7 separate regions of the Mus musculus genome follow, and regions 1, 2, 4, 5, 6 and 7 are each linked to region 3. Evidence: chromatin loops called from intact Hi-C (ENCODE). Cell type or tissue: left cerebral cortex. All regions are shown on one strand.

Evidence for each region. A loop is a pair of places that touch in the nucleus more often than their neighbours do. Peaks named below come from ENCODE experiments on the same cell type or tissue, not always from the same donor. Only the 100,000 strongest peaks of a DNase experiment are listed, where the experiment ranks them.
Region 1: a loop joins it to region 3, with 2.3 times the contacts of the local background. A loop is called at or near these places in 6 of 42 quality-filtered maps.
Region 2: it touches region 3 in a loop (2.5-fold over the local background); 18 of 42 quality-filtered maps call a loop at or near these places.
Region 4: a loop joins it to region 3, with 2.9 times the contacts of the local background. A loop is called at or near these places in 2 of 42 quality-filtered maps.
Region 5: a loop joins it to region 3, with 2.6 times the contacts of the local background. A loop is called at or near these places in 19 of 42 quality-filtered maps.
Region 6: it touches region 3 in a loop (3-fold over the local background); 20 of 42 quality-filtered maps call a loop at or near these places.
Region 7: it touches region 3 in a loop (6-fold over the local background); 20 of 42 quality-filtered maps call a loop at or near these places.

The regions. Positions count from the first base shown.
Region 1 is chr7:5,058,313-5,062,312 of GRCm38, forward strand. Ccdc106 (coiled-coil domain containing 106) reads left to right here. Exons shown (of 5, transcript NM_146178.2): 4 at 1,184-1,393; 5 at 1,895-2,473. The coding sequence ends at 2,211. It overlaps U2af2 (U2 small nuclear ribonucleoprotein auxiliary factor (U2AF) 2), which reads left to right and starts at 3,831. Exons shown (of 12, transcript NM_133671.3): 1 at 3,831-4,000. The coding sequence starts at 3,976. In left cerebral cortex, CTCF peaks have their summits at 1,995 and 2,761; DNase peaks (open chromatin) are centred at 2,005, 2,913, 3,320 and 3,881; H3K4me3 peaks cover 2,362 bases; H3K27ac peaks cover 3,566 bases.
Region 2 is chr7:4,941,551-4,945,550 of GRCm38, forward strand. Ssc5d (scavenger receptor cysteine rich family, 5 domains) reads left to right here. Exons shown (of 14, transcript NM_173008.3): 13 at 1,164-1,322; 14 at 2,001-3,278. The coding sequence ends at 3,214. Among named protein-coding and RNA genes, the nearest start is that of Ssc5d, 18 kb to the left of the region's middle. In left cerebral cortex, a CTCF peak has its summit at 1,800 (motif pointing right); a DNase peak (open chromatin) is centred at 1,849; H3K4me3 peaks cover 506 bases; H3K27ac peaks cover 266 bases.
Region 3 is chr7:4,555,216-4,559,215 of GRCm38, forward strand. All of the region lies in intron 12 of Ptprh (protein tyrosine phosphatase, receptor type, H), which reads right to left. Among named protein-coding and RNA genes, the nearest start is that of Syt5, 9.7 kb to the left of the region's middle. In left cerebral cortex, a CTCF peak has its summit at 1,734; DNase peaks (open chromatin) are centred at 1,236 and 1,728; H3K27ac peaks cover 209 bases.
Region 4 is chr7:4,639,747-4,643,746 of GRCm38, forward strand. Ppp6r1 (protein phosphatase 6, regulatory subunit 1) reads right to left here. Exons shown (of 24, transcript NM_172894.2): 3 at 3,623-3,809; 4 at 3,403-3,540; 5 at 3,255-3,320; 6 at 2,390-2,502; 7 at 2,182-2,295; 8 at 1,759-1,921; 9 at 1,519-1,671; 10 at 1,300-1,434; 11 at 563-627; 12 at 327-442; 13 at 147-232; 14 at 1-34. Among named protein-coding and RNA genes, the nearest start is that of Tmem86b, 11 kb to the left of the region's middle. In left cerebral cortex, a CTCF peak has its summit at 1,631; a DNase peak (open chromatin) is centred at 1,638; H3K27ac peaks cover 392 bases.
Region 5 is chr7:4,621,715-4,625,714 of GRCm38, forward strand. No RefSeq gene overlaps it. Among named protein-coding and RNA genes, the nearest start is that of Tmem86b, 6.8 kb to the right of the region's middle. In left cerebral cortex, CTCF peaks have their summits at 2,280 (motif pointing right) and 2,847 (motif pointing left); DNase peaks (open chromatin) are centred at 2,289 and 2,817.
Region 6 is chr7:4,787,659-4,791,658 of GRCm38, forward strand. Tmem238 (transmembrane protein 238) reads right to left here and starts at 1,902. Exons shown (of 2, transcript NM_029384.1): 1 at 1,347-1,902. The coding sequence starts at 1,884. The coding sequence ends at 1,354. In left cerebral cortex, a CTCF peak has its summit at 1,508; DNase peaks (open chromatin) are centred at 1,255, 1,433 and 1,911; H3K4me3 peaks cover 1,332 bases; H3K27ac peaks cover 1,279 bases.
Region 7 is chr7:4,804,417-4,808,416 of GRCm38, forward strand. It overlaps Ube2s (ubiquitin-conjugating enzyme E2S), which reads right to left. Exons shown (of 4, transcript NM_133777.2): 4 at 3,598-4,000. The coding sequence ends at 3,739. Among named protein-coding and RNA genes, the nearest start is that of Ube2s, 5.9 kb to the right of the region's middle. In left cerebral cortex, a CTCF peak has its summit at 2,471 (motif pointing left); a DNase peak (open chromatin) is centred at 2,476.

The sequences.
Region 1 (4,000 bases), 500 kb after region 3:
ACTTCTCTCATTTCCTATCTTGTGATGAGACTGCCCTGTAACTCATCAGCCTCAAGCACTTGGCATAACTGTCTCCCAGAGTCTATATTTCCAGCCCAGGTTCCTCATCTTAGGGGAAATGTCCCTTTGTCAGTAGACCCATTGCAGTCTACTGGATTCCTCAGAGGGGCCCTGCCAGCACCCCAGGATTTCTGAATGATGCAGTCATCATCCATTAGAGGTACCCTGAAATACCAATCAGGGTTCTGTCTTCCCTCTACCCTGCTCTACATTATCATGCCTCATGTTTCTTATTCTTCAAAGGCTGTGGGGGTCCCAGTACCTCTGTCTCCTAAGCTTCACCTTAGGGTCCTGAGCGGATCCCACTCCCTTGTCTTGCTCTAATCTACAACTAGTAACAGCATGGTGGTGTCACCTCTTCTGACAGGCAGGGCCCTATCTCATTAACCTGTGTTGACTGCCATTCCCAGCACATTCCCCACTCAAGGCTGCCCTTTCCCAGAGCTTTAGCCCTGGTTTCTTGGAGTACTTAGCCTTTATTCAGGCCATAACCCTAACCTCTGTATCCAGCTGAGCTGCTGGCAGGCTTTCTCATTGCTAACCATGGCAAAAGCTCTAGTAAAGGGACCTAGCACTGGGATGGGGACATGCATACCCTCTCTTCCTATACTGAGAGCTCTATCCAGGGTGACTCCTATCTTTCCCTGGTATGACTGGGCAGAGTCTTGGTTTCAGTTCTCAGGAGTTCATCCTTCAGAAGATGCTGAGTCTGAGTTGGCTCCCTATCTAGGGGAAGGTAGTTAGCATTTCCCAGTACCCAAACTGAACCCTGACTTCTGTAGGAGTCTGATATCCAATCCTCCTACCCAGAGGCACTGTCTGCCTCTCGGATTTTGACTCTTCACTCTGGAGCTCCCCAGGATACATTTCCCCCACAGAAACTCTGCATAGTCACAGATTCTCATGAATTCCCTGGACCTGTTTCAGTCAAGTTCAGAGCCTAGAAAAATGCTCACACTATTCCCCGAATCCCAGCTGGCTCTATGGCATTCAGTGTAGCTAATGTCTCTACTTGGGGACTTCACCCTGCCCTCATTCCGAGGACTTGGCCTCCATGTCCATCTTTCCCCCCTCAGGGCAATTATAGGACATTGTGTCACAGTTCACTTTTGTCTCTCTTTAGAGGACTACTGCCGGATGAAGCCTGGACCTCGGAGGGTTGATGGGGACAGCAGGGCTGGGGTTGGAGAAGCCTCAGACCCCGAGTCGGCAGCCTCCTCCTTCAGCGGGGTTTCCGAAGACGGAAGTGCCAGTGAAAGGAAGAGGCAGAAGCAGAAGGGAAGTACTAGCCGGAAGCGATTTGGGAAGACCAAGGCTCGAGAGAGGCAGCGGGGTGAGTGGGGAGTGGGTACATGTGATGGGTGTGTTGAGGGGTTGTGTACCCAGAATCGCAGTGTGAGCTCTACAGTGATGCCCTAACTCTCCATATACAAAACAATCAGACTCAACTTCATCTCACAGCCCTTTTCGGTCCTGAGTTAATTTTAAATTTCGTTTTACACCAACCAGCAGATTTAGTCCTGTGTCATCAGAAAGGAGGTCTCTGGGCCCATCTCCTTTCTTCTGGTGTCCAGGCCTGCCTTCAATTTCCCTGGTCTACTTCTTGCTCAGGTCTTAACTGTTTTCCATCTTGTTATCCTTTCTCTTCCTGTATGGGGCTCCTCATGTGTCCCCACTTCCATGATTTCTTGCTTGCTTGTTTTCAAATCTGTGTGCCTTTCACCCCTTTTCCTCTTTATGCCTGCCTTCCTGTTTCTACCTGGGTTCCCCCATGTCTCCTTCCCTCATGAGTGTCTTTTCCAGTCCTCCTCTTTCTGTCCTCTTGGTCCTGCAGTGAAGGATGCTGATGGGGTCCTCTGCCGCTACAAGAAGATCCTGGGCACCTTCCAGAAGCTGAAGAGCATGTCCAGAGCCTTCGAGCACCACCGTGTGGACAGGAACACCGTGGCGCTGACCACGCCCATCGCAGAGCTACTCATTGTGGCTCCCGAAAAGCTGGCTGAGGTGGGAGAGTTCGATCCATCCAAGGAGCGCCTGCTAGAGTATTCCCGCCGCTGCTTCCTGGCACTGGACGACGAGACTCTCAAGAAGGTGCAGGCTCTCAAGAAGAGCAAGCTGCTCCTGCCCATCACCTACCGCTTCAAGCGGTGATGCCGCCGCCCCGCACGCCTCCCCCCCAGCAGATTGCTGGCTAGGTCGGCCTTCCCGGGGCACCGCCAGGGCTAGAAGCTGCCCTTCCTGAGCACTGGGCCCTGCTTCTCGGCCGCACACGCTAGGCACCCCGTCTCCATTTCACCCCGCAGGGGCTGCCAGCTAGGCCTCCTTAGCCAGGAGTAGCCCATCTGCATCCCATGCAAAGACAGAGTATTATTCTGAGAGTTTAAATTAAAGAGACATGAAAATTTTCAATAAACTGGGCCCCAGGTCTTACTAGGAAGGGAATATGCTGGGAAGGGGTGGCCGTCGCCACGGAGACTGGGACAGGAGCGCTCAGCCAGAAGCCTCTAGAGAGGTTGGGGAGGGTAGGGTGTAATTAGCCCCAGGAGGCAGAGGTGGGAAGCGGAGCAGTAGGAGAAACTGAGGTAAGACGACTTTAAGAAGGCAGCGCCTGGGGCATTGATTCAATGAACGTTTAGCTGAGCCAGCCCGGAGGAGGTACCGGGGCGCTGGGTAGACTCTTTTCCGCCTGCCCGCCAGGGGTCAGGAGATCTCTCGGAGGTGTCACATTCGGCGCTTGCGCAGCAGGAGCAGGGGCGGACAATTTAACGCGATTGCCTTGGCAACCGGGAGAGAGCAGTCAGGTTTAACCGTCTTGAAGTTAGTGCCTTGGGGGCTGAGGTTGGCGGTGGGGGAAGGGGTGTGTGGGAGGAGATCGGGCGCACGCGCAATGTGGATTTAGAATGGCGGATCCTCCGGAGCGCTGAGAAAAACGTGCCCTAGACCGCTACGCAGGCGCAGAAACCCCTCTCCAATCACCGTGCGCAGGCGTCCCAAGCTGAGCTAACAACCTCCGCAGCGGCCTCGAACACCCTTTGTCGCACTGGCTGCTACTGTCCCACACACTTTCTCTGGCCTTCCGCGAGGTCAGTTTTTTCAGTTTTCTCCTAGAGAGCTAGGGACCGAAAGCTGAGACCCCGCCCCCTCCCCCGTAGCTATCTGGCCCACCTCCCATCAGTCCTCCCTCCCTTTTCGGGTCTTTAAGCCGAAAGGAGCCGAAGCAAGAGCGGAAAGAGCCGAACTTCCCTCCTGGGCGTGAGACCTTCCCGAAGCAGTGGCGGAAGGGACCGATATTCTCCGGAAGGGGCGGAGTGACCCTGTGGCGCCTCCGGAAAGAGCCGAAGACTAGAATCGGGCTTAATCTCTAGAGGGGCGGTGAGCGAGCGCTGGAAACCTTCGGAAAGAGCCGAAGGCCCGGACGGTTAGGATTGTTGGAAGTGACTGACCGCTTGGACAGGGTCGGCGAGGGGTGGGACGGATTTCCAGAGGAGGCCAGAGACAGACGGTTTGAGTTGTAGGAAAATCCGTGTCTTTAGAGGGGGCTGGTGTCGGGGAACGCGAAGACTCGCGGAATCCTCCGAACGTTGAAACGCTAGTTTCCGAAAAGTTACCGAAACTCGGGCAGCCGGCATAATCCTCGCTTCGGGTGATTTTGACGGCGACCGCCGCCTTCCGACTGCTCCGTCCGAGAACAGCCGACAGGCTTCGGAGCCGAGCTCGGGGAAGTTCCGGGGGGGGGCGGGTCGGGCGGGACGAGGGGGTGGAGCCTGGGAGGGGCGGGGCTTGGGGCTTGATTAGGTAGGCGACGGAGTGCCGGCGGGGGCCGGAAGTAGCCGAAGCCAGCGGCGGAAGTAGCCGGAGCGGGCGGGCGGCAAGGCGAGGCGAGAGCTGCACAGGGCCCTACGCGGCCGCCTAAGCATGTCGGACTTCGACGAGTTCGAGC
Region 2 (4,000 bases), 390 kb after region 3:
AAAACTCGCATAGTCACATGGTTAAGATTCTTTTTAAGGACTTATTTTGTGGTTCAGGCATGGTGGTGCATACCCTTCATCCCAGAACTCTGGAGGCAAAGGAGGTGGATCTATGTGAGTTTGAAACTAACCTGGTCTATATAGCAAGTTCCAGAACAGCCAAGCTACACACACACACACACACACACACACACACACACACACACACACACACAGCTCAGTGAGACCAGAAGAGGACATCCAATCTAAACCTGGCATTACAGGCAGGTGTAAGCTGCCTGAAGTGTGGGTTGGAAACCCAAAAGATGCTCTTAACCACTAAGCTATTTCTCCCACCTCAGCAAGGGTAGGCTTTAAGCTCTAAGAAGGGCCTCCATGGATCTCTCTGGCTGCTAGAACATCACCACAGATCTAGTGGCTCATGTTCTTGATCTTCTGTAGGTCAGACTTCATGGGTCTGACTGATCTAAGATCAGGCAGGGCTGATCCCTAGGGGAGAAGCTGCCCTCTTGACTTTTCCAGCTCCAGCCCCTTCCTTCGTCAAAGCCCGGAGTGTGTTGCCTTTCTCTGGGCTTAATCGTGTCTTTAGTCTTTCCCCTGAGATTCACCCTGGAAAGGTTTGTGTATTCTAAGTATTTATGAGACTCAGGAACGTTTTTTCTTTTTGTTAATTATTTATTGTCACCCATTTATTTATCTATTTATTTTAACTGTATTATGTTTGTGCATGTGTGTATGTGTGTGCTATGGCTTAAAAAAGGCTGCTTGGGACAGCATGATAGTTCAGTAGATAGGATACTTGGTGACAAACCTGACAAGTATTGTTGGAGCACACATGGTGGAAGGCACACATGCACTAATAAATACATGTCATTTTAAAATGTAAAGGGAGATTGGAATTCCAGGCCAGCATCAGCTACATGAGTTCAAGTTCAGTGTGAGCTACCTGAGACTGTGTCAAAAACAATATTGCTTTGAACGGAATCAATGCACGCATTTGCTTTATGGGATAACCTCTTCAGGTTCTGCGTTTACTAGCCAAGAGCATCCTGACCGGTGACAAGGTGACATAGGCTGAGGGGCTGAATGACGGGTGAGCTGTGGTAATGAGCAGCAGGAAAAAGTGGAAGGAGGACTCAACTCTCTTCCTCACACATCTGCAGATGACCAGGGAGGTTATGAGTCTTCCTGGACGTGGGATACACCTTCAGGAAGGGGTCTGTTCAAGGGGACCCCCACCACAACCAAGCCTGGATCCACAGTTACCACTAGCACCAGCAAGAGTCCCGGCCACCCCTTTCCAGCTCCAAGGGCCCGTGCAGGTGAGGCATGGGCAAAGAGGCCTGGGGAGTATGTGTCCTGGGGTACAGAGATGGGCTCCAAGCTCCTAGGGGTAACTACTTCTTACTTCAAAGATCAAGCAGAGAGACAGCCTCGAACTCACACACTTCCTCCTGCCTCTGACTCTAAAAGGCTGGGGTTGAAAGCATGGGCCACCACGCCTGACTAACTCACTTCTTTTCATTCAGTTTAGAACCCCAGCCCAAGCGATAGATATGGTTGTTTCTCCCTCCTCAATAAAATCTCTCTGTAAACTCCCATATAGACATGTTCAGACCTGTGTCCCCTGGGTGATTCCAAATCTTGTCAAGTTGACAGTGAACGTTAATTATCACATAGAGTCTCACTGTGGGTGTTTCCTAGGAGTCTTCTCGTATCCCAAAGCGTGTTCATCTTTCTGGTCCCCTGGGCTCTTTCTCCACTCTGTACTTGTAGGCATCTGTGTTCCCCGCATAGGCCACCAGGTGGCGGCAGGGACCTCGCAAGAGTTGAGGAGGAGGGGCACTAGGGCCTGGTGAAATCTGCCGGTGACCCATGATGTCACGAAGATCTTTGCCTTCCCATTGGTCTTCTCCTCAAGGGACTTTGCGGAATACGTAGATAGGGCAATAGGGCAGACTGACCTCTGACCGATCTGCCCCTCTTTTCTCCAACTCCAGGTTCACCAAGGAAGCCAACACCTGAGCGCCGGCCGCTGCCCACCTCAGCCACCACCTCATCTCCTGCTTCCTCCTCTTCACCAGAGCCTTCTGGCTCACGGCAGACCTCTGGCTCCTGGCCACAACTCATCCCAGACTCAAAGCAGGAGGGGACCTCTAGCTCCCCCAAACCATCTCTACTCACCCCAGGACTTCCCTCCCCAGCAACCTTTGCCTTGTCCACTCCTAATACCAGTTTGCTTCCAACACGTTCCCCAGAGCTTTCAGGCAGCCCAACACCCACCTCCCCTGAAGGGCTAACCTCTGCCTCCTCTATGCTATCAGAAGTGAGCAGGCTTTCTCCTACCTCAGAGCTGACTCCAGGACCTGATACAACACCAGCACCTGAAATAATCCCAGAAAGTTCTGACTCCTCAGACCTCCCCATGAACACCAGGACCCCCACACAGCCGTTTACAGCCTCTCACCCCACCAGCATCCCTCAACTCAACACAACTTCTTACCCCACCATTGCCCCTCAACCTACCACAAACCCTCAGCAACCCAGGAGCCCTCACCCCGCCACAAGTCCTCAACCTCCCACCAATACTCACCCTTCCTCAACCCCTGCCACCCCTACAGAGTCCCTTCCATCCTCCCGAAAGACAGAACTTTCCTCTCCCACTAAGCCTAGACTAAACTCAGAGTTGACCTTTGAGGAAGCCCCATCCACAGACGCATCCCAGACGCAGAACCTAGAGCTCTTTCTAGCCTCGGAGTCCGGCCCCTCCAGTCCCTCTCCAGCCTCAAACTTGGACCCACTACCCACAGATGCCTTCAAACCACCCAGAAGCCAGACCTTACACTCAGCTTCAGACCACCTCACTCAAGGGCCAACCCCTAATCACAACCCAGATCCTTTTGGGCCATGTGTGTCCCCATTACCACCAGTAAGGGTCATGGCTTGTGAGCCACCTGCCTTGGTGGAGCTGGTAGGTGCTGTGAGGGAGGTGGGTGACCAGCTGCAGAGACTGACCTGGGTCCTGGAGCAGGACCGGCAGGAGCGCCAAGTCCTGGCACTGGGCCTAGCCCAGTTGGTAGAGGCTGCTCAGGGGTTGGGGCAGCTGAGTGAGACTGTAAAGAGGCTAGCAGAGGTGGCCTGGCCCCCCAGCACTCCTGTGCCCATGACCACCACCACAGAGGAGGAGGAGAGGCCTCTGAGGGGAGATGTGTGACCCACTCTGAAATTCACGGTGCTTAAGATACTCTTAAACAAAAGCCAACGTATGTACAATCGAAGTGTGGGTGTTGTTACTGGGGAGCAGGGGCTCTGGAGGGACAGAATTACAATGCTGATCCTAACTTGTCAATGCCATCTGTGATGGCGTTGGAGATCATGGTGAGGTGATGGCAGTTGATGGTCATGTGCTCACGGTATTGATGATGATGGCAGGGTGACAGTGGTGTTGATAGGGATCATGGTTAGTGACAGGATGGCGCTTATGGTGAAGGTCATGGTGATGGTCACAATGCTGTGATGGTGGTTGGTGGTCATGGTGGTTGTGATGATGGGATGATGGCAATAATGGTGTGATGATGTCAGTGGCGATGAGCGTGATGACAAAGATGGTGTGGTGGTGTTGTGGTATAATGATGAAGATGGTGGTCACGGTGTTACCGATGAAAGCCGTGATTGTGTGTGGATGGTGATGGTGATGTTAGTTGTGAAGGTTATGATGGTGTGGGGGAGTAATTTTGTGGTGACTCTGGTGATGGCGTTGATAACAGTGATGATGGTATTGGTGGTGGTGGTGATGGTGAACTGTGGATGGTGGTGATTACAGTGGTGATGGTATTGATGGTTATGGTGAAACACAGTGAGTGTGATGGTGGTAGTGATGAAGAGGTGATGTTGGTAATGGCGGAGACGTGATGACACTGATGTGCTAGCAATGCTGGTGCTAATGTTGATCATGCTAGTGGTGATCATTATGACAGTCCTGGCATTGATGAATCTGTGG
Region 3 (4,000 bases):
GCACTGGATGCTCTTCCAGAGGTCCTAAGTTCAATTCCCAGCAACCACGTGGCAGCTTACAACCATCTATAATGGGATCTGATGTCTCTCCTGGCACACAGGCATACATGCAGACAGAGCACTCATATATAAAATACACAAATAAAAATTCAAGTAAAAAAGCCTTTAAGCACTTTGGGGCTGGCAAGATGTCTCAGCAGTTAAGGGTCCCAACACAAAGCCTGACTACCTGAGTTCCATCCTTGTTAGTCTCAAGCTGGAAGGAGAGTACCAACTCCCCTGGGTTGTCTTCTGACCGCCACATACCATGTATACTCATAAAACATAAAAGTAAATGAGGCCCAGTGCATTTAGGAGACGGAGGCAGGCAGATTTCTGTGAGTTTGTGGCTAGCCTGGTCTATGTAGTGAGTTACCATGATTCTGATTTAGCAGTGCCCTGACTAAAATACTCTTAAGGAAAGGTGTCAAAGATTAGTCCGGACTCATCTGCAGACACAGCAGTGTGGCTCACAGCAGCCCAAAGGTGCAAGCAATACAAGACGTCCATCAGTGACACGGTCAAAAGCCCAGTGTTCATGACACCGAGACAGGAGAAGCACCAAGAGTTTAAGGCCAGCCAGGACTAGATAATGAAAGCTTCCCTTAAAATAATAATACAAGAGCCACGGTGGTAATGCACACCTTTAATCCCAGCACTCAGGAGGCAGAGACAGGCAGATCTCTGTGAGTTCAAAACCTGCCTGGTCTATAAAGAGAGTTTCAGACAACCAAGGCTACACAAAGAAACCCTGCTTTAAAAAAAAAAAACCAACCAAACAAAACAGAGGCCAACAAGTTGGCTCAGCAGGCAAGTCACTAAGTCACTAACCTATCAACGTGATTCCCTGAATTTGATCACTAGGACCCACATGGTAGAAAGAGAGAGCCAACTCCTTCACACACACACACACACACACACACACACACACAGTGCACACCAACACATGCATGGATGCCATTAATGTAATTTAAAATTGCAATGGAGCAAGCGTCCATCAGTGAGTAAATGGATAAACTAAATGTGGTCTACCCATACAACAGAGAACTAGTATTCAGTCTTTAAAAAGAAGAAGATGGAGCTGGAGAAATGGCTCAGTTATTAAGAGCACTGGCTGCTCTTGCAGAGGACTTAGACACCCACATAATGACTCACAACTATCTACGACTCCAGTTCCAGGGGACCCAGAACTCTGCTGTCCTCTGTGGTACTGCCATAGATGGTGCGTGTATACACATGCAGGCTAGACACATTACACATACACATTACACATAAAACACATAAAACAAAAAACACATAAAACATAAGAACAAAATAAAATCTTAAAACAGACAGAAAACACTCTCCAAATTCCTCCCTTAGAAGGAAATTGGCATCCTTGCTTTCCCTTGCAAAGCTCCACCTGACGGTGTCCCACCTGACTTATCTCTCTTGTATTCACAGTGTAGCAGGAGAGTCCTTGCCCGAATACCGACTGTTCTCAGTCCTAGACAGAGTAACTCCACTTGCAGCCATTTATCTGTTCTTTATATGAGACCTCCACAAAGCGAAATCATCCGTTCCACAGTGTGACAGTTTTTTCTGAGACTGCCGGAATCCCTCACAGAAGCCAGGATTCACAGACTTTCCCAGAGCCTGGTGGTGTGCCTTTCCTTACCGCAGCCTGTAGTCACTTCTGCTGTTTGAACACACGGTGGCGCGCAAGGTCTAGGTTTGCATCCTTCCTGCTTTAGTCACGTCACAAAGAAATTTGCCTGATGTAGGTGAGGATTGGCTCTTGGAGAACTCAGACCTCTTTCTATAGGCAGCAAGGCACTGCAGGTAATCCCTAATAGGCTCGCTTGCTCATCAAGCTGCGCTTGTTTGAGCCCTCTGACCTTTTAGTGCCATCCCTGTTTGGAAGCAGTTATTTCTTTTCCAAGCCCCTGGTTAATTCACAGGACACACCTGAGTTACTTCAAATCTGTGCTCACATTCTTCCTAATTGGCTTCGCTTTTCCTCTAGCAATTTTTTTTTTTTTTTTTTGATTATGTGTTTTATTTAGTGTATTAGCGGGGTGAGGTAGGGGAGCATGCATGTGCCCTGATGTGTGTGGCGGGAAGTCAGATAACAACTCGTGGGAATCACACTTTCTTTCCACAGTGTGAATCCTGCGAACTGGACTCAGGACATAAGGCACCACCGAAAGTACCTTCTAGATGGAGCTGTCTTGACAGACTACCTTCTGTTGGTTTTGTTTTTATTTATTTAGGTTTGCTTTTTGTATCTGAGATAGAGTTTTGCTGTGGAGTCTGGACTGTTTTGCATCTCACTACGTAGATCAGACTGGCCTCAGAACTCACAGAGATCAGCGTTCCTCTGCCTCTGAAGTGCTGGGATTAAAGGCGTGTGCCACCAAGCCTGGCCCTCTCCTATGGTTTTAATGTTGTCTAGTATGTTCCTCAGCCTCCCTCTCCTCTCTTCTTGCTTTATTTGTCTCCACACATAGATCAAGGTCTAGAATCTCTTGCCTTTTAGCAATTCCTGGTGCTAGAACACAAGTTAGTTTGATACCCAAGACCCACATATAGAAAGAGAGAACCAATTCCCACACATGATCCTCTGACCTTCTCACATGCAACTTGTTGTGCGGACACATAGATAGATAGATAGATAGATAGATAGATAGATAGATAGATAGACAGATGTAAGAAATTTGGATGGAGACTGGAGAGATGGCTCAGTGGTTAAGAGAATTGGTTAATCTTCCAGAGGACTCAGATTCAATCCCTAGCGCCCACGCCCACATGGCCGCTCACGACCATCTGTAACTCTGTTAGATCTATTGGGATCTAATGCCCTCATCTGGCCTCCTCAGACACCAAGACTGTGTGCAGTAAACAGACAGACGTGCAGGAAAACATTCATACACATAAAATAAATAAGACTTTTTAAAATTAGGCTGAATATGGTCAAACATTATTACATACTGTACTGGCTAGTTTTGTGTCAACTTGACACAGCTGGAGTTATCACAGAGAAAGGAGCTTCAGTTGAGGAAATGCCTCCATGAGATGCAATTGTAAGGCATTTTCTCAATTAGTGATCAAGGGGGAAAGGCCCCTTGTGGGTGGGACCATCTCAGGGCTGGTAGTCTTGGTTCTATAAGAAAGCAGGCTGAGCAAGCCAGGTGAGGCAAGCCAGTAAAGAACATCCCTCCATGGCCTCTGCATCAGCTCCTGCTCCCTGACCTGCTTGAGTTCCAGTCCTGACTTCCTTTGGTGATGAACAGCAGCATGGAAGTGTAAGCCGAATAAACCCTTTCTTCCCCAACTTGCTTCTTGGTCATGATGTTTGTGCAGGAATAGAAACCCTGACTAAGACAAATTGGTACCAGCAGAGTGGGGTATTCCTGTGACAACCTGACCATGTTTTGGGGAGGTCTGTGGAAGGACTTTGGAACTTTGGTCTTGAAGATCCATTTGTTGTTAAGAGCTCTGTGGGATGTTGTGTAGGAGCTTGGAAGATAATGTTGAGAACAGTGCAGAAGATGGAGGCCTGGCTTGTGAAATTTCAGAGGGAAAATTAAAGACTCTTTTCAGGGCCATTGCTGTTTTGATTGTGAAGATTCTGTAGTTCTGGTTAGCTGGGGCTGAAGAATCAGCTGTGATTAACAAGATACCAGAACTACTAAAGCAAAAACTTTGCATTACTGGGACTTTTGATGCTGGTTAGCTGGAGCTAAGAAATTAGCGGTGATTAAGAAGAGACCAGCATCATTGAGGTGACATCTTCTGGGAAGTGTTTTCTGAGAGCACAGTGGCTGCGTTCCAGATATAGCCAAAGTTGTACCTTGTGCTCTGGCTGGACTTGGTAACGTGTAAGGGTCACCCAGGTGGTACTGGTTTTGAAGGCATGAAGGAGTTGAGCAGAGCAGCTGAGGCTTGGCACTGTGAGAGGCCATGGAAGGCCATTGGTGAA
Region 4 (4,000 bases), 85 kb after region 3:
CATCACTGGAAGAATGCAGGTGGTGAGTGTTTACCTAGGGATAGGATGATGGAGAGTAGTCAGGACCTGCTGAAACCCCCAGACAAGAGCAGGGCAAGAAGCTCTAGGAAGTAGGGGCATGAGCCACATTCCAAGTCAGGCCTCACCAGATCCACTGTGTTCTTCTTGTTGGTCTCGGCCAGGGGTCCTGACACAAATGCTTCCCATCGCTGCTGCTGCTCCTCTGGCAGCTCTGAGCACATGGATAGGGAAGAGTGTGAGGGGAGAACCCCAGCTTCCAACACCTGCCTCTGCAAGCTGCAGTTTCAGTCAGCCTCGTGCCTTACCCTTTAGCAGTTGTCCCAGTTGTTCAGCATTGGGCCCCTGTTCTGCATTCTGCACCACAGCATTGGCCACCCGAGTCAGGTGGCCCATGTAGCCTTTCCTTGGGCCCCCTCCAGACCTGATTGAGAGTGGAGGTCACCGATGGGTGACAGGCTAGATGCCTGGGCTATCCAGGCCCCCAACCCATCCTCCCACTGTCTGTCCTATCTGTCCCCACAGGAAGGCTGCAAGTACTGACTGCACACGGTCGTTCTCCTCCCAGGATGCCAGAATGCGCTCCACCAGGCGGCAGTGCTGAAGGAGCTGCAGGAGAGCAAAGAGGACTTAGCTTGGGGATCTCTACACTTCCAGAGCCCAGCAGATGGGGAAGAGGCCTTAACTCAGCAAACACAGATCACCAGAACCTGAGCCTGTGAGCAGAGGAAGGAAAAGTAGGAGCCAGCGTCTCCAGCTTGCTTTAATTCTGGATTTCTCTTTTTCCTTTTCTGATACAAGGTCTCAGGCAGGCTAGCCCCAAACTCTTTATGTAACCTCCCAAGTGCATGACCACACATGCTTTTTTACGCTGTGCTGGGGACGATGGGGAACTTCATGCATGCTAGGTACTACCTAGCCAAGTGAGTTACATCCCAAGCCCTAATTTTGTTTTCTCTGAGACTATGTAGCTAAGCTAGACTCAAAAAGTTGAGATCCTCCTCTCTAGAGCTAGCATTAAGGTGTGCTAGCATGCGTTTTGACTTCTCACACAGAGTATACAGAGCCCCTCATTTGCTCAGAAAAATATCCCTAGTTTCCCCACTCTCTACTGCCAAGTCATAGCATTCACTGGCCCTCAGGAGACACCAATTTCTCCCCAGCTGTATATACCACAGCCATCCCAGGTACTGATGTTGCCCAACAGACAGGGTAAAAGTAGGAGACAGTGGCCTCAGGCACCAAGTCCTCAGGGGGAGGGGAACAGGAGTCCTAGCTTACATGTTTCACGATAGGGTTTGGGACAGGTGTCTCAGAGCTGCTGTCTGGAGGGGGCCCGGAACTCAGCATTGCGCTCACACACACTTCCACTTGAGCATGCAGGAAGTTGTTGAATACATAGTGGAAGAAGAGGTCCTGAGGGAGTGAGGATACAGGCTGATTTCAAAAGTGCTCTGCACACATCTCTGTTTCCCTGACCCCTGATCCCATCCCTTGTACCAGTAAGGTGTTGGGCACATCCAGCACCAAAAGCTCCTGCGTCAAGGCAGCGGCGTTGGCACTCAGGGCACTGGCCAGGAGCTTGACCACGTGTAACCTCGTGTTACCCAGTGGTGGCGCCAGACTGCCCCACGTCATCTGCAGAGGCTCCAGCTACAGGAACAAAGAAGGCTTAGTGCTCACAGGGTACTTTCTTTTCCACCCCCACTTCCCGCTAGAAGCACAACCCATGTCTCCCACCTTGGGAGGCTCAAGCAGGAGCTGATGGAAGCGATCAAGCCGGGGACGCAGGGCATGCAAGGCACCCATACTAGACAGTGCATCATCCAGGGCTCCCTGAGCCAGGAGCTCCAACTGCCCATCCACACTGCTAAAGAAGTTGTTCATGGTCACAGAGTCAGACCTGTGAAGGAGAGCAGTGTGAAGGCAGAGTAGAGCCACAGAGGCTACAAAAAATGGGCCAGAAGAATACCATGGCCTTGTGCCTCAACATCCAGAGCCTTCTAACAGGTCAGAAAAGAAGAGTAGAGGGCAGGCTGACTGGGGAAGAACCATCTCTCTTACTAGCCATAGTTCTGAACAATGGCCATTCAGTCCTTGAGGCTCTGAGGGACTATCGGTGCAGGGAGGGGCAGTAAGCCACCTTAGAGTGGTATACCTCACCTTGGCCTCCTAGGTTCCAGGAGGGTGAGCAACACCTGGATCCCACTGACAATGACAGACTGGCACTGCTCTCCCTCAAACATGTTACTGAGGAGCTGCTCGATGGTCTCCTGCCTGGGAAAGAGGAGTCAAAGTCAAGGGGTCAAGGGCCAGGATTCCCCCAGGACAGCTGCCACCCCAGGCCTCAATACTGATTCTGCAAACCCACTTCTCCAAGGTGGCCAACAGCTGGTCTGGCTCCGGGCTGTCCTGGCCTTGGATCATCTGCTCGCGGCTTAGGCGGATGATGTCACACAGGGACTGAGATGCATTGGAATGTTGCTGGGGAAGCAGAAACAAGTGAGTATGCACAAGTTAACCATCTGCTCCCAGCGTCTTCCAGGCAGAAAAATAGTAGTCACACGGACACAGGATATGCACTATAATGAGAAAGCTCGTACCCAAAACCTCAAGAAAAGAGACGCTCATGTGTGCACACGGAGCACTCACTGCTCAATCACACACTCAACAGCTGCCCAATAGGAAGCAAAAGCCAGCCGGGCGCGGTGGCGCTCGCCTCTAATCCCAGCACTCGGGAGGCAGAGGCAGGTGGATTTCTGAGTTCGAGGCCAGCCTGGTCTACAAAGTGAGTTCCAGGACAGCCAGGGCTACACAGAGAAACCCTGTCTCGAAAAACAAAAACAAAAAAAAAAACAAAAAAAAACAAAAAAAGAAAGCAAAAGCAAAGCTCAGTCCACCCACACTGGGATATTTACTATTCAGCCATGAAAAGGAATAAGGCATTGACCCATGCTACAAGAGTTTCGTGTAGCCCAGGCTATCATGTAGCTTAGCCTTTGCTAAGAAGCAAAGGAGGATACTTGGCTTCGCACTCTCTGCCTCAAGTCCCTGAGAACTGAGATTACAGGTGTGAGCCACTCTGCCTGGCTTATGTGGCCCCAGGGCTTCCTGAAGCCTAAGAAAGCACTGTAAAACCTGAGCCATACTGTCAGCTCCCCTGCCCATCTTTTAAAGCATAAAAGGAACATAGAACATAATCTGAAGGAGGTTTGGAGATGTCAGCCAGCACTCACATTGTCATCCTTTGATGGGTGAATCTGCTCAATTAGCCGCTGGACAATCTTCTCTTCGTTGAGCCACTGACAGAAGAAAACAGTAAGTTCCTAAACCAAATGCCAGCCCATCCCACTCCACCGACCACTTCCTGAGTAGGCTCCTCACATTGAAGACATCCTGCCGCAGCTGAGGCCGCTCCACACAAGTCAGCAGACGCAACAGGAGATCCATGATGGCTGAGGTACCAATGTGCCGCAGCAACAGGTCCACAAAGTCATCTTTCTTGCGCAGGAAGGACACAAGCTGGGGGCACAGGCTGTGTCATAGCATAGGGTCTTGACCCCCCCCCCAACTCCTCCCCCACATGTTGAGAGTCAGTAGGCACCTGGTCTGTCTTGCGATTGATAAGAATGCCCATGACTTTGCTGAAAAAGCTAGCAAGCAGCGGGTTGAGGCTGTCACCACTCTGCAGGAAGCCATAGAGTCGGTTCAGGAGGGACTCATCTGCACCCAGGGCATCGTTGATCTGGGGCACATCAGAGGTCAGGATTTCACAGGCTACACTAGGGTACCTAGGAAGTGAGTACAAGGTAGCTGTGAGTGCAGAGAGAAAGTGGAAGCACTGCCTTCATTCCCCACATCCAGCATTAGGCTCAGGGGGTCCTGCATCTAGGAAGGGAAACCAAAGAGAAATAAAATCCCCATTCAATTTCTGAGCCCTCCTCAGGCTTCCTAAGAACCCACTGAGAGGCCACAATTGACT
Region 5 (4,000 bases), 66 kb after region 3:
CCACATCTCTGCTAACACTACAGACAGGCCACTATACCCACCCAATATTTACACAGGTGTTGTGGATTTGAATGGAACCACCTTTCTGTGTGTGCATGCACACGTATGTATCCCCTTGACCTGGATCCCACTTTGGGCCTGTCTCTGGACCTTCTTTTCCTCAAGTTCCTCTCCATTTCCATCCCTGTAATTCTTTCAGACAGGAACAATTATGGGTCAGAGTTGTGACTGTGTGATGACAACCCCATCCCTCACTTGATCCCCTGTCTTTCTGCTGGAGGTGGGCTCTATAAGTTCCCTCTCCCTACTGTTGGACAAGGTCACTCTCTTTGAGTCCTGAAAGTCTCATCTCTCAGGTGTCTGGTGCATTCTGGAAGGTTCCCCCAACCTCCTACCTCCTGAGGTTGCTTGTTTCCATTCTTTCTGCAGGCCCTCAGGGCTTCAGTCCTTTCCCCTCACCTAATACCAGATTAGGCCCCACCCCCCTTTACTTCCCAGACCCCTCCCTCCCTCCCTCCTCACTTGTGATTGCTTTCTTCTCCCTCCCAAGTGGAACTAAGGCATCCTCACTTGGGCACTTCAGCTTGTTGACCTTTTTGAGTTCTGTGGATTGTATCTTGGTATTCTGCACTATTTATTTATTTATTTATTTATTTATTTATTTATTTATTTATTGGCTAACATCCACTTATTAGTGCGTACATACCATACATGTCCTTACAGTGTACTCAGATACATAAAAATAAATAATCTTCTTTTAAAGATTAGAAATTAAAAGGGCGCTGGGCGTGGTGGTGCACATCTTTAATCCCAGCACTTGGGAGGCAGAGGCAGGTAGATTTCTGAGTTCGAGGCCAGCCTGGTCTACAAAGTCAGTTCCAGGACAGCCAGAGCTACAGAGAAACCCTGTCTTGAAAAAAAAAGAAAGAAAGAAAGAAAGAAAGAAAGAAAGAAAGAAAGAAAGAAAGAAAGAAAGAGGGAGGGAGGGAGGGAGGGAGGGAGGGAGAGAGAGAGAGAGAGAGAGAGAGAGAGAGAGAGAAAGAAAGAAAGAAAGAAAGAAAGAAAGAAAGAAAGAAAGAAAGAAAGAAAGAAAGAAAGAAAGAAATTAAAAGGGCTAGAGTTGCCTCAGCTGTAGTGTGCACTCTTAGAATCTACCACTGAGGGCCTAGAGCCATGGTTCAGTGGTAGAGCATCTGCCCTGGCATCTACCAGTGAGGGCTGAAGTGGGGCTTAATAATTACAGTTCGTTCCTAGCCCTAGATACAGCCCTCATTTTGCATATTACAGCTTATAGGGAATCATCATGGACCTGTGTGAATTCAAGGCCAGTCTGGTTGGTCTACACAGTGAGTTCCAAGAGAGCCAGGTGTGGTGATGAACACCTATAAGCCTAAAATTCAGGAGGTGGAGGCAGACATGTCAGACATTCAAGGCCATCATCCACTCCTCCACTACACAGTGAGTTTGAGACCAGCCTAGGCTATGTTAGACTCCATCTCAAAATTTAAAAGAGGAGGAGGAAGAGAGGAGGAGGAGGAAGAGAAGGGAAAAGAAAGGAAGAGGAGGAGCAACTTAAGGAAGGTTTATTTTGGCGCATAATTTCAAGAGTCCACAGTAATGGGAAGGATATGGTAGCCAGAGCAGCTCCATCTGTGGTAGTGGGAACTTCTTCACTTCTCTGTGGGTCAGGAAGCAGAGGGTCCAGGAAGGAGGCTCCAGCTCCACCTCCACCAAGATCCAGCACCCTGCCCTTCCTCCAAACAGTACAAGTTGAGCACAGTTAAAAATACATAATCCTGTGAGGGGCATTTCACATTCAAACAAACCATAGCAACTAGTATTTTAAAGGGGTGGTGGTGGAGAGATGGCTCAGTGGTTATGAGTGCATGCTGGGTTTTTTTGTTTTGTTTTTATTGTTTGCTTTCTTTGGAAGCAGGGTCTTGGTTAGCCTAGAAGTCACTATCTATGTGGATGAGGCTGCCTCTGCCTCCCAAGTGCTGGGATTAGAGTGTACTGCTTTGTGTACTGTTCTTACAGAGGACCCGAGTACATGGGATGGCTGCCTGAACCATCTCACACACACACACACACACACACACACACACACACACACACAGAGAGAGAGAGAGAGAGAGAGAGAGAGAGAGAGAGAGATTGATTTTCTGTCTTAAGAAAAACCAGGAAGGGGGGAGGGGGGCGGGGAGAGATGGCTCAGCAGTTAAGAGTCCCAGCAGCTCCCCCAGAGAGTCTGAGTTCAATTCCTGGCAACCACATGGTGGCGCACAACCTTCTCTAATGGGATCTGATGCCCTATTCTAGTACACAGGTGTACATGCAGATAGAGCACTCATGCACATAAAATAAATCATTAAAACAAACAAACAAAAACAGGACCGTAGGGAAAACAAAAACTCACAGGTTGTTATAGTGAGGCTGTAGGAAACTTGCACCTTGCACATTGGTAGAAATATAAGGTGGTATGGCTGCTGGGGGGATCCTGTAACAGCTCTTCAAGGAATTAAAGTTCAACTAGCAGGCAGGGGAAGCTCAGTGGTAAATTACTTGCTGTGAAAGCATGATAACCAGAGTACCATATCCAGCACCCATTAAATCCCAGGCCTAAGAGCACACACAAACCTGTAATCCCAGCCTTGGGCTGGTGGAGACAGGAGAATGTCTGGAGCTTGCCAGCTAACCAGTCTACCCTGTGAGCTCCATTTCAGTGAGAGATGAGCTCAAGGGATGGTTCAGTGGTTAAGAGCACTTAACTGCTCTTGCAGGAAACATGAAGGTTCACACCTGCCTGCAACTCTGCTTCCAGGGTATCTGATGCCCTCTTCTGACTTCTGCTGGCACTGCAGAAGTCCTGGGGTAGGTATATTTAAGATGGTAAGAAACTATCAAAGAATAAATAAAGTTTGTGAAAATCTTATTTTGACAAAAAAAAAGTTAAAGTTTTTCCACTTCTGCGAAGTACCTAGAATAGTGGGATTTACAGAGATAGGAAAGAGGACTGGGATGCTATTTAGTGGTTATAGAATTTCAGTTTTTAACCAGTTGTGCTGGTTCATAGCACTTAGGAAGCTGAGGCAGAGAACTGCTGTGAGCCTGAACATACATGGACTACAGTGAATTTTACACCATCCTGTACTAGAGAGTGAGATCTGTCCATAAATACAAGACAGGTTAAAAGATGGTTCAACAGGTAAAGTACTTGCAACACTTGTATGAGGACCAGAGATCAGATCCCCAGAATCCCCAGAAAAGATGGGTGGTTATGGCAGCTTGACCGTAATCCCAATGGACAAGAAGTAGAGACAAGGAATATCTGGAGAAAGCAGGCTAGCCAGCCAGTATAAGTTCAGCAAGATTCTGCTTCAATAAATAAGGTGGACAATGATTGAAGAAAGTCACTCAATGCCAACCTTGGGCCTCTGTAGGGAGCACACTCATGGACAGCGCTGGGGAAAACAGGAATGTTAAACATGCAGGTTGTCTTTTCAAGGAAAAGATGTAGATCTTCTACTTTCTGCCCAGAAGGCTGGAGATGGAGGTGCTAATAACCTAAGTGACCCTTGTGCTATCTGTAGGGTCAGACTACAAGCTCCCACAGCAGGACAGGAGGCAATTAGTCAAGGTGGTCTCTGCCTTACCTATATGGCCAAGGGCTCCTCCAAGCAGGGTCAGAGGTGGCTAATAACCCACATGAGCTAAACACTGTGTGACCAAGGCCACATCAGATCCTCCCCTAGGCCCATAATACATGTAACTTTTCTCTAAAACCCATCTTCATGAATGTGGCATGTACTTTGAGAAGTGCTAAGATGTAATTATGCCTCCTTGTGCACAAGAGATTGTGTTATACCTGTAAACTTTTGTTTTCAAATTGTACAAATAAAGGGCTGGTGAGATGGCTCAGTGGGTTAGAGCACCCGACTGCTCTTCCGAAGGTCCAGAGTTCAAATCCCAGCAACCACATGGTGGCTCACAACCATCCGTA
Region 6 (4,000 bases), 230 kb after region 3:
TTGTCCATCAATCCGTGTGTAATACATTTATCCCATCTACTTAGGGATCCGCATCCTATCCATTATCACCCTTTCCTGAGCCACACTTTTTGCTGGGTACTGTTAGAAACAAAGACACCAGAGACCCCAGCTTTACCTGTCTGGGGCTCTGTCAGATGTGGTAACCAGCTCCCACAGAGATATACCATATGGCTAGTCAAACAGCGATAGGAATGGGCTCAGACAATATGAATACTCAGAGGAGTGCGCTGGTGCCTAAAGAGCATTCTGGAAGTTTTCTGGTTGGACTGCAGATAGCAATGGCCCTCCTCATTATGGGGGACATCTGTCCGTCTTTGGCCTGAATTAAATACAAATAAAATTTGGGGAAAAGAACTTAAAAACAGAGGTTTAAAGATGGGCGTGGTGGCACACGCCTTTAATCCCAGCACTTGGGAGGCAGAGGCAGGCGGATTTCTGAGTTCGAGGCCAGCCTGGTCTACAAAGTGAGTTCCAGGACAGCCAGGACTATACAGAGAAACCCGGTCTTGAAAAACCAATAAATAAATAAATCAATAAATAAATAAAAATAAAAGCAGAGGTTTTACACATCAGTCAATGGCCTGGGTTTGATGAGATGGCAAGAAAGAAGCAGGAAAGCTGGAGAGAATTTAAGAAAGAAAATACAGGGGTCTCAAAAAAAAAAAAATGGCGCATTGGGTAAAGGTGCTTGCCACCAAACTGCTGACCTGAGTTTGATCTCCAAAGCCTACATGCTGGAAAGAGAATAGATGCAACACAAACATTGTGTCACAAATGCGCGCACACGCACACGCACGCACACACACACACTAATAAAGGGCCAAGAGTGGTGGCACATGCCTTTAATTCCAGCACTCCGGAGGCAGACACAAGCTGATCTCAGTTCAAGGGCAGCCTGGTCTACATATCAAGTTCCAGGACAGCCGTGAAGCCCTGTCTTAAATATCAGAGAAAGGGAAAGGAACAAGGGTGCTTTCCCTCTCTGTGCCCACTGGTTCTTCTTTGCCTCTGACTTCACATTAGGACCGCCTGTCTGGATGAATGGCACTCTTTCATTTGTACATTTGTGTGGTCCGGACAAGAGTGTCACCTACTTTCGGAGCTTCTTGTACAGTAACAGTAATGAGCTCAGAGAACTGGCTACAGGGAGGATGGCATGAGGCCTGGTGCACGTGGAGCAAAAGGAGGAGGGCGTGCTGTGACTCCCAACTTTGTCCCACCCATCCTTCCGAGTCTCTGCTATCTCTGACTCACTCTCCTGCAGTTTCCCCTTCCAGCGACATGTCCGTCTCCCCACCACATCTCATTCTTTCTGGTGTCCTCACCTGGGGCTCACTCGCTGCCCGTGCCTGCCGCCACGGACCCCGCCTCAAGCGTGGCGAGCTGCAGGCGCACGCGGCGGGAGCCGGAGGAGGAGGGCTGGGGCGCGCGGTTCGCTCTGCGTGCTGAGCGGAGACCGGCTGTGGTCCGGGGACTGGCGGTGGCGGGCGCCGACCAGCGACGGGACAGCTTGCGCGCCAGGCGGGCAATCGCCGAGGGTCGTAGGCCGTAGTCACGCTCCAGCTCCTGGCGCGAGATCTCGATGTTGCCGGTGTACCAGAGAATCCAGCCCAGCAGGCTCAAGAACACCAGCAGCGCCCCAGAGTAGATGAGCAGGTCCCCGAAGTCGCGGCCGCGCACCTGCAGCTGCGCGAACACGCCGGTCAGCAGCGCCGCCATGCCCGCCACGTCCAAGGCCACGGCCAGCAGCAGCGCCATGCGGCAGCGGCCCAAGCCGGCCGCTGGAGCCGGTGCGGGCGCGGGTGGGGACGAGGCGCCGACCGCGGACGCCTGCGAGCCGCACACCGGTGACGCTGCCGCCATGGCCCTCGGTGGCCCGCCGCCGCCTGCTCCCCGACAGCGTCCCGGGGTGCGGCTTCCCGGGGCGGAGTTAGGGCCCGGCGCCAGGTGTGCCCAGTGCCTGCATGGTCACCTGAGCTCACAGCCTGGACCTGGTGGCCCGAATGAGTCTCTTGTGTAGCTCAAAGGTCTGGGAGGATCAGCGGCGCACGACCCTGTCCATTAAGCAGTGCCAGATGACTAGGGCCAAATTTCAGGGTGGCATAATGTAGCTAGATAGTGTTTCTACTTAGTGCCCGTCTCCCGAGGGCTACCTGTACCACCAAGTCCATAGTGAAACAAAATGGGGATCAGAAACAAAAAACCGGGCATGTTGGTATGTAGCTCGCTTGGTGGAGTGCTTGCCTACCATGCTCGAAGTTCTTGATTTCATGCCCTGCACAGCATAAAATCCAACAACAGCAACAACAACATTCTCTGGAGCACAGAATCAGCAGCCAGAGCCCTGAAGCTGTCTCCATGCTTGTCTTTTGAGATCTCTTGTGAGTGTAGGGCCTTGTTAACCCAACCTGGGAATACAATGAACCCATCTCCCAGGTGCCAGCTGACACCTTGTGTACACAATATACTGAGCTCAGGGCTCTGTTAGTGCTCAGATGTTAGCCTGACAAGACCTGCCTTCCTGTTCCTAGCCACAATTCCCGAAGTGCTCAGGAAAGGTGTCCCTGAGGAGATGGCATAGAAATTGTAGCTTTAGCCTGACAGTGGTGACCCATGCCCTTAGTCCCAGCACTTGAGAGGCAGATCTCTTGATTTCGAGGCCAGCCTGGTCTATAGAATGAGTTCCAGGACAGCCAGGGCCACACAGAGAGATCCTGACTCAAGTCAAACCAAACCAAAACTGTGGCCTTTTTGCTATTATTTTTTAAAGATATATTTATTGTTATATGTAAGTACACTGTAGCTGCCTTCAGACACATCAGAAGCCGGGCGTGGTGGCGCACGCCTTTAATCCCAGCACTCGGGAGGCAGAGGCAGGCGGATTTCTGAGTTCGAGGCCAGCCTGGTCTACAGAGTGAGTTCCAGGACAGCCAGGGCTACACAGAGAAACCCTGTCTCGAAAAAAAAAAAAAAAAACAAAAACAAAAAAAAAACCAAACAAACAAACAAAAAAAACAACAACAAAACAGACACATCAGAAGCATCAGATTCCGTTAGGGATGATTGTGAGCCACCATGTGGCTGTTTGGAATTTGAACTCAGGACCTTCAGAAGAACAGTCAGTGTTCTTCCCCACTGAGCCATCTCACCAGCTCCAACTTAGAGAGAATTTAATGGGTATGGCCAGGTCACTCTGGAACTGAGAGGCATCATGGCACAGGCAAATGGTTGGGCCAAGCCATGGTCCACACTAGGAGGACCCAACAGCTATTATAGGGAAGTCCTGATCTTCCACACATCTACCCCTTAAATGAGTTCATTCTCCCTGGGGTGGGAAACCTCGAGACAGTTCTGAACAGAACTAGTTCTCCCAAGACTCTATCTAGTTTCAGAGTTGGAGAAAACTGAGGATGATGGAGGAGAAAAATCACATTTTCCACCGTGATGCTGCCATTGGTAGCCTGCAAACAAACCATCCGTGAGCCTGTGAATAGCATAAAGGAAACACACTTGGACACACACACACACACACACACACAGACTAGCTGCAGTGGGAGTGTATGTGAGTATGGCCCAAAACATTATATACACATACAAAAATGTTATGTAAACCTACTTTATGCATGATTAAATGCTAATAAAACATTAAGAATGACTGTGGTGGGCTGGAGAGATGGTTCAGCGGTTAAGAGCACTGATTGCTCTTTCAGAGGTCCTGAGTTCAGTTCCCAGCAACCACATGGTGGCTCACAACCATCTGTAATGAGATCGCATGCCCTCTTCTCGTGTCTGAAGACAGCTACAGTGTACTTATAAAGAAAAGCTGCCGGGATTGGCCAGGTATTGCTGAGGACAGACATGGAATGTTTCTGCATAGACAGAACCAGGCATGAAAGAATAGGTATTTAACACTGCAGCAGTACATTTTTAGAGAGGTCTGAAAATGGTTCATTGGGCACTGGTGTTTGTGTGGGACACG
Region 7 (4,000 bases), 250 kb after region 3:
GTGATACATCCATTTTTTCTTTTAAATTGTATTTGCTTTGGTAATGTCTCCATGTATGTCTGAGGGTGTCAGATCCCCTGGAACTGGAATTAGTCGTGAACATATGTGCATCTTGGCATTTGAACCTGGGTCTTACCTAGTCCTCTGGGTTTCCCCACCACTTGGTTATCTTATAATTCAATTCTAGCACTACCTAGAAATAGCATAGGCCTGGTCATCTGACTTCAGAAAGCAACCCTGATGCTCAGTGATTTGCTGTCCTAGCTCATAGAACTCAGTAAAGAAGTGTATTAGTGGCTTATTAGATATAAAACACAACCAGCTGGGCAAAGTCAAGTACATCTCTGAATTTGAGGCCATCTTGGTCTATACAGCAAGTTCCAGGCCAGCCAGGATTTCAGTGATACTTTGTCTCAAAAGCCAATTGCCCAAGAACCCCACCCAGAAGCAGGACGACATGGTGGCACATGCATATAATCCCAATATTAGTGCTAAGATGGGAGACTTACCAAGGTGAAGGCCATCCACGGCTACATTGTGAGATCCTATATAAAGACCTACATTTTCCTAACATCCCTGGGGTGCTTGAAATCCCAAGGGATTTAGAGAAGGTATATCACAGCAGCAGTTTTTTCCCATTAAATTGAATGTATTCTTTCAGAATGCCTGCTTCTCTTATGGACACTTTACACTAAACTTGGGCTTGAGATTTCTTGGATCAGTCCTATGAATTTGGTATATATTTTTTAAGATTTAAAAAAAAATTTTGTGTGAGTACATTGTCCATGTCTTCAGACACACCATAAGAGAGCATCATATTCTATTATAGATGGTTGTGAGCCACCATGTGGTTGCTGGGAATTGAACTCAGGACTTCCTGAAGAGCAGACAGCGCTCTTAACGGCTGAGCCATCTCTACAGCCCCTGAAAAGATTTTCTTACAGTCCTTTGTAGGCATACATTTTTTGCAGTCTACTTTTTGTTTTGTTTTGTTTTTTTCGAGGCAGGATTTCTCTGTATAGCCCTGGCTGTCCTGGAACTCACTTTGTAGACCAGGCTGGCCTCGAACTCAGAAATCTGCCTGCCTCTGCCTCCTAAGTGCTGGGATTGCAGTCTACGTTTAATAAGGGTTCAACCTCTCCTCTAGCCCACCACGCAGCAGAGGTAGTGGAAAAGTTATTAGCATATGGGGGAAGTGGACTTGTTCAGCAATACTTCATGGGGGGGGGGGGGGGCAAGCTTGATCAGCCCCATAGCAAACACCCAATCACTACTCATCAGCTGCAGACCAGTCCTCTAGGCTGACAGCTACAGTTCAGTCCTCTCAGCAGGTCGACAGCAGGCACAAACCAGAAGCTATAGGTTCAATCCTGAAGAAACCACAAGGTTTGCTAGCTGGACTGAGGCAAGGTCTCAGAAGGTGCAAGTAGTTCTTGGGAGCAGTGCTCTATGCTATCACCACTGGTGGGGATCAACACCAGCACTTAAGGTGAACCGGTATGGATGTGTCTTTATTGGAAAATAGCGAGGCAGAGCAAACCAAACCAAGGCTCAGTACTCATCTCCCACTGTCTGTGGGGTCATATTTTTATACTCCATCACATATTCTTTTATGAATTTGCTATATCAAAACATCCTTTCATCTGTCAGCTTTAAGCAAGACACCCTTTTGTGTCCCAGCAAAACATTATTTGACAAAACTTCCCAAAGAAACTAGAAGTTTCCATTGAAGTCCTTTGATTTGCTCGGTTTGTCACACCTCTGTAGGTTAAGAGGGTATAGACTTAGTTCTGATGGCCCTCTCTCCCCAGGGACATTACTGGGGTAGGAAACCCAGTTCAATCTCAGTAGGAACCCTCAGGTCAAAGCTCTTGTTTTTCACTATTTTTCTTACATAAGACGAAGACAAGACCCCAGACAATAGAAGATAAAAGCAAGCTTCCCCTTTAATTAAGGGTCATATTCTTTCATTCTTTTGGAGACAGGGTCTTAACTATGGAACCCAGGTTGGTGTCAGACTCAGGAAAATTGAGAGTTGGGAATACAGGCTTGGGCTACCATACCCAGCACTTAAGTTTTTTACAACTTGCTCCACTATTTAATATATCCCTTCCTTTAAAGTAACTTTAAATAGCATATAGTTGCTTGTAGTTGGGAACACAACTCATGGAAACTGGTTTTTCCTTTGAATAAATATGTGGGTTCAATCAGGGCTTCAGGCTTCACACCTTTACCCATGAACCATCTCAACCATCCTCCCCTTTTTGAAGGTTTTGTGTGTGTGTGTGTGTGTTAAATCCTCTAGAGCTGGTATTTTAGGCAGTTGTTGTGCTAGGAACCTAGTACCTCTGAAAAGAGCGCCATATACTCTTCAACACTTGACCTATCTCTACACACACACCCTTAATGACAAAGCTGGTTCAAATAACCTAAGGACATTAACAGAAAGCATATACTGCCCTCTGGTGCACAGACCTAGAATCTCTTCCACTTAGTTTACAACAGAACTCAAGACAAGTTATCACTCCCATTAGACACCACGCCCTGCTTTCACTAAGCTATCTTGTTGGTCCACAACTAGCTTTGTAAACAATTTTCTGTTTTCTCTGTGTAGCTCTGCCTGCCCTGGAATTGGCTCTCGTGCTGGGATTAAAGGCGTGCGCCACCACGCCCGGCTTTTTTTTTTTTAAATGTTCACATGTTTCAATTGGTTGTATGTCCTGTGCACCATCTATGTGCCTAGTGTTGATGAAGGTCAGAAGAGGTGGCTGGAGTTCCTGAAACTGAAGTTACAGTTAGTTGTAAACTGTTATATGGGTGCTGACAATCAAACCCAGGTCCTTTGCCAGAGCCAACAGCTCTTACCTTCTGAGTCATTTCCCTAGCCTCTCAGTATCTGGAATTTTGACATAACAAGAGGCAAGAACCTTATTCAGTCCTGATAGGCCAATGTGGTAGGGTAGGCTCCTACAAGAGTGCTACATGAACTGTATTTAAATGGGCATAGTGGAGCATGCCTTTAATCTCAGCAACCAAAGGCAGAGCCAAAGCAGGTCTCTGAGGTCAAGGCCAACCTGACCTATATACTCAAGTTCTGGGCCAAAAGAAAAACAATAAAAAAATATTGCCATAGGCTAACCTCTCAAGAAGGCCAGTAGACACTTCATTTTGCCCTGTTGATCCCTAAGGAAACAAAACTTATGCATGTCTTTCAAGGCTTTTACAGTTTAAAACAAAACAATCAAACAGGGAGGAGGGAATTTAAAGTCAGAGCTGAGATGAGATGTAACCTTGCCCCAATTCAGGACCAGATTACTGAAGACAGTTCTAGAGCAACACTTCTTAAACCTAAGGCTCTTTGACCTTTAGGCAAACTTGTCTCCAAAAATATTTCATAGCAACAAAATTACAGTTAGAGCCACTGGTCTAGAGGAATAGACAGTGGGTTTCTGCTCCAGCTTAAGACTCTAAGCCCCACTCCACAGGGCAAAGGTGACTCAGATCCTAATTGGAGCAAGTCAGACTTGGTACAGAAGAATGCCAGCTACCCTAAGCCACAATACAGGCAGAGGTTCTAGACACTTCAGGCATAGAAACTGCTTTTCCAACTTTTTATTTAGAAAACCAAATCCAGGTTCTGGTGCCCCCCCCAACTCCCTCCCCCACCCCAGCCATAATTTAAATAACTTAGAGACAGAGTGGGAGGGGACAGAAGGGAGGGAAGGAGAAAGAGCCCCACTACAGTCGCCTCAGTGCTCGCTTCTTGTCCAACTTTTTCTTGGCTGCCAGCTTCTTATCTCGCTCACCTGCATGTTTCTTGGCCATGGGACCCTCAGCTCCCCCTAGGACCCCTGGGATCATAGGGTCAGCAGAGGAGGCTGAAGCCCCACTGGCCAGGTCTTGGGTAGCCTCAGCCCTCCCGCTGCTGGTGCTGCATGCACCCCCATGGATTTCTGTGAGCAGACGGGCCCGGGCAGCATACTCTTCATAATTCTCCAAA